Regions from separate parts of the Homo sapiens genome. Here region 2 is linked to region 1. Evidence: read pairs that join two places in POLR2A ChIA-PET (ENCODE). Cell type or tissue: HepG2. All regions are shown on one strand.

Region 1 (2,500 bases):
TTAACTTGAATTTGATATCAGACACTGGCAGGAGTCGGTGCCTTATTTAGATTAGGTAATTAGGGCCTATATTAGTTTGCGAGGGCCACCATAACAAAGAACCACAGACTGGGTGGTTTAAACAACAGAAATGTATTTTCTCACAGTTCTGGAGGCTAGAAGTCTGAGATCAAGTTGTCAGAAGAGGTCAGGTGCAGTGGCTCATGCCTGTAATCCCAGCACTTTGGGAAGCCAAGGCGGGCGGATCACGGAGTTTGAGACCAGCCTCAACATGGTGAGACCGTCTCTACTAAAAATGCAAAAAATTAGCCAGGCGTGCTGGCCCGCACCTGTAATCCCAGCTACTCAGGAGGCTGAGGCAGGAGGATCGCTTGAACCCCGGAGACAGAGGTTGCAGGGAGCTGAGATTGTGTCCCTGCATTCCTGCCTGGGTGACAGAGCGAGACCCTGTCTCAAAAAAAAAAAAAAAAAAAAAAAAAAGTTGTCAGAAGGGTTGTTTTATTCTCAGCCGTTTGTTGTTGGCTTCTATATAGCTGTCTTCATGTTCACATGCTGTTCTCCCTCTCTTGTTTTAAGGACACCAGTTACTGGATTAGGGCCTACCCCAATAACCTTATTTACCTTAATTACCTCTTTAAGGACTCTATCTTCAAATATAGACGCGTTTTGAGGTATTGGGGTTTAGGACTTCATAATATGAATTAGGAACAGACATGATTCAGCCATTTTAAGGCCCCTACCTATTTTGTATTATCATTGCTAGCTCTTTGGTTTTAAAAGCTTAGAAAGTGCATGGCAACATTAGACATTCCCTAGAAATGAAAGGTGTGACTTCAGAGACCTATTCACTTTGAGAGAGTTCCTTGACTAAGAAAACCCAAAGACAGTCTAGGACAGCCAGATGCTAGAAAAGTTTATTTGTATTGTGAATTTTAAAAAATTCATCCACAGCAAGTAAGGGAGTACATAATGGAAAAAGCCGCTGGCGTGCTGGATCCCTGAGATTCCAGATGTGCTTGTGCAGATGTTCCTCCTTCCAATCTAACCTCCCTTGTCTGCTTCCCCAGTGAAGTCATAAGCAAATATTTGTGATAGTTTCTTGTCACCATGGTGACTAAAGAAGCTCAGCATGGCTCTCCTCCCAGCTTCACTGTCAGCTGTGCTTGAAGGAGAGGCTAGCGTCCAGGACAGCCCAGGCTCAGTCATGAAAAGCTATGTGTCAGGTAATAGGGGACAGCAGTTCATAGTGCTGCCTTCAGAAATCTGTTGTCTACTCTGTTAGTCTCACAGGGATAATCGGGCCTCAAAAGGAGTGCAGAGGTGCAGACACAGCTCACTTGCAGCCTCAACCTCCTGGGCTCAAGCAATCCTCCTGCCTCAGCCTCCCAAGTAGCTGGGACCACAGGTGCATGCCACCATGCCCAGCTAATTTTGGTATTTTTTTGTAGAGATTGTGGTTTCACCATATTGCTCAGGCTGCTCTTGAACTCCTGGGCTCAAGCAGTCTGCCCACTTTGGCCTCCCAAAGTGCTGGCAGTACAGGCCTGAGCCCAGGCTACAATGCCGATTAAAAAAAAAAATTATTCCAGCCTGGGCAACATGGAGAAACTCCATCTCTACTAAAAATACAAAAATTAGCCGGGCATGGTGGTGGGTGCCTGTAATCCCCACTACTTGAGGAGAATCACTTGAATCTGGGAGGTGGAGGTTGCAGTGAGCCAAGATCGCACTGCTGCACTCCAGCCCGGGTGACAGAGCAAGATTCTGTCTTAAAAAAAAAAAAAAGAAAAGAAAAAAAAATTATTAGTGATAAAATATATGTAACAAAATTTTCAATTTAAGTGTACAATACAGTGGCATTAATTACAGTTACAATGTTATGTGACCATCATCATCACTATTTCCAAATATTTTACTACCCCTAACAGAAATTCTGTACCCACTAAGCGATAACTCCCTATTTTCCTCTCCTCTTAGCACCTGGTAACCTCTAATCTACTTTCTGAGTTTGACTCTAGGTACCTCATGTAAGTGGAATATTTTGTGTCTTGCTTATTTCACTTAGCACATTAATTTCAAGGTTCAATCATGTTGTAGCATGTGTTAGACCTTCATTCCTTTTTTGGCTGAATGATATTCCATGGTATCCATATGCAGTAGTCCTTGCCTTATCCACAGGCAATATATTCCAACACCCCCAGTGGACACCTGCAACGACAGATGGTACCAAACCCTATATACTATATTATTTCCTATACATACGTACCTATGATGAAGTTTAATTTGTAAATTAGGCACAATAAGAGATTGAGAACAATAATAATAAAATAGAACACATAACAATATGCCAGCATCATCACTTTTGCACTTTGGGGCCATTATTAGGTAAAATAAGGATGACTTGACCACAAACACTGCAATATCTGCTACTAACTGGCAGTGTATACAGTGTGGATATACTGGACAAAGGGATGATTCATGTCCCAGGTGGAATAGATGG
Region 2 (2,500 bases), 590 kb after region 1:
ACTGCAACCTCCGCATCCTGGGTTCAAGCGATTCTCCTGCCTCAGCCTCCCGAGTAGCTGGGACTACAGGCACGTGCCCACCACATCCAGCTAATTTTTTGTATTTTTAGTAGAAATGGGGTTTCACCATGTTAGCCAGGCTGGTCTCAAACTCCTGACCGCAGGTGATCCGCCTGCCTCAGCCTCCCAAAGAGCTGGGATTACAGGCGTGAGCCACTGTGCCCAGCCCAGATAATTTTTAAATTTTTGTAGAGATGGGGAGCTTCCTATGTTGCCCAGGCTAGTCTCGAACTGCCGAGCTCCAGCAGTCCTCCCACTTCAGCCCCCCAAAGTGTTGCGATTACAGGCGTGGGCCACTGTGGCCAGCTTATATGTGTTTAGATGTCAGTCTGCCTCAGCATATCTGAGTGTTTAAGGGTATCTAGGTGTGGCAGTGTGTATCTGGGCTTGTATATTGGTATATGTACCCACATGTTTGGATGTGCCACTGTGAAGTGGTGTGTAGGTAGGTTTGTCAACCTGTCTGTGTCTCAGTGTGTTTGTGTCTACATCTATGTAGATGTGGGGGTGGGAGCTGGGGTCTCTAAGAGTCCACATCCAGTTGTTCTCCTATCTGTGGGCGGAGAGCTCTGCCCACACATTTCAATCCCTCCCCCTGCTTCCAGAAGGCCCTGAGTGTGGGTGTTTCACTCGTAGCCCTGCTCCTGGGCACAGGGCTTGCTGCCGAGGACTGGTGGAGTGCATGTCTGCAAACACCTAGAGAGGGGCTCCAGCCAGCAGCCCCCGACATGTAGCCTTCCCAGCTGGCAGACCAGATTGATCATTTTCCTGTTTCTGAGAAGAACCAAGCCCCTCTCTTTGGAGAGCAGAGAGACCTCTGAATCTTGAGGTCAGGAAATCCCTGCTCTCTCAGCCTAGGTCAGTGTCCATCTGGCTGAGCTTGTCGTGTTTGTCAGATGCAGCCAGACAGCTGGGGAAACAAAACGTGTCTCCATGGCAACCCGCCTCCGCCTTCGAACTTGGGCAGTTCAGTGGTTTTGCAGGGCCCCCTTTGGGCCCAGTGCTGGGATGGGGTGGGTGGTGAGGATGAGTTAATAAGGCTTCTGCATATGTGCACTGCAGCCCCACACCCCAACATACTCAAATACCTCCACACACACTCCTTCCCTAGGTAAAACTGGATGTTCAGAATGGGGAAACTGGTTCCCAGAGAGGGCAATGTCTTGTTGCCCAAGTACACACTTAGCAAGTTAGTGGCAAGACCAAAATAATGAGAACCAGGTTAACTGTAGGGATTCTTTTGCCCCACGTAGTTTTCTCATTCTAGGATTTAATAATTACTTTAGAATATACATATGTAGGCCGGGCGCGGTGGCTCACTCCTGTAATTCCAGCACTTTGGGAGGCCGAGGCGGGTGGATCACGAGGTCAGGAGATCGAGACCATCCTAGCTAACACGGTGAAACCCCGTCTCTACTAAAAATACAAAGAATTAGCCGGGTGTGGTGGCGGGCGCCTGTTGTCCCAGCTACTCGGGAGGATGAGGCAGGAGAACGGGGTGAACCCGGGAGGTGGAGCTTGCAGTGAGCCGAGATCGCGCCACTGCACTCCAGCCTGGGTGACAGAGCAAGACTCTGTCTCAAAAAAAAAAAAAAAAAAAAAAAAAGAATATACATATGTATGTATGTTTTATGTATACTGTATATTTATAAAAACATTTTTTTTTGAGACGGAGTTTCGCTCTTGTTGCCCAGGCTGGAGTGCAATGGCTTGATCTCGGCTCACTGCAACCTCCGCCTCCCAGGTTCAAGCGATTATCCTGCCTCAGCCTCCTGAGTAGCTGGGAATATAGGCATGTGCCATCATGCCCGGTTAATTTTGTAGTTTTAGTAGAGACAGGGTTTCCCCATGTTGGTCAGGCTGGTTTTGAACTCCCAACCTCAGGTGATCTGCCCGCCTTGGCCTCCCAAAGTGGTGGGATTATAGATGTGAGCCACTGCACCGGCCAAAAACATTTTTTTGAGACAGAGTCTCGCTCTGTCACCGACGCTGGAGTGCAGTGGTGCAATCTCAGCTCACTGCAACCTCCACTTCCCCGGTTCAAGCAATCCTCCTGCCTCAGCCTCCTGAATACCTGGGATTACAGGCGCATGCCACCATGCCTGGCTAATTTTTGTATTTTTAGTAGAGATGGGGTTTCACCATATTGGTCAGGCTGGTCTCAAACTCCGGACCTCATGATCCTCCTGCCTCGGCCTCCCAAAATGCTGGGATTACAGGCATGAGTCACTGCACCCAGTCCCCAAAACATTTTCTAAAGTAGTGAAAAGCATGTACACACATATAGTTGAGTTCTATGCTAATTTTTTTTTTGAGGCGGAGTCTCACTCTCTCGCCAGGCTAGAGTGCAGTGGTGCAATCTTGGCTCACTGCAACCTCCGCCTCCTGGGTTCAAGCCATTCTCCTGCCTCAGCCTCCCGAGTAGCTGGGATTACAGGCA

Evidence for each region. Peaks named below come from ENCODE experiments on the same cell type or tissue, not always from the same donor. Only the 100,000 strongest peaks of a DNase experiment are listed, where the experiment ranks them.
Region 2: POLR2A ChIA-PET joins it to region 1 with 5 read pairs; 1 of 35 experiments calls an interaction of 5 or more read pairs at or near these places.

What each region holds. Positions count from the first base shown.
Region 1 is chr1:32,141,802-32,144,301 of GRCh38, forward strand. The region is part of intron 1 of KPNA6 (karyopherin subunit alpha 6); the gene reads left to right. Among named protein-coding and RNA genes, the nearest start is that of KPNA6, 35 kb to the left of the region's middle. In HepG2, no CTCF peak of the experiment used is centred here; a DNase peak (open chromatin) is centred at 1,120.
Region 2 is chr1:32,733,132-32,735,631 of GRCh38, forward strand. No RefSeq gene overlaps it. Among named protein-coding and RNA genes, the nearest start is that of NHSL3, 7.4 kb to the right of the region's middle. RefSeq lists an enhancer at 2,055-2,500. In HepG2, no CTCF peak of the experiment used is centred here; a DNase peak (open chromatin) is centred at 970.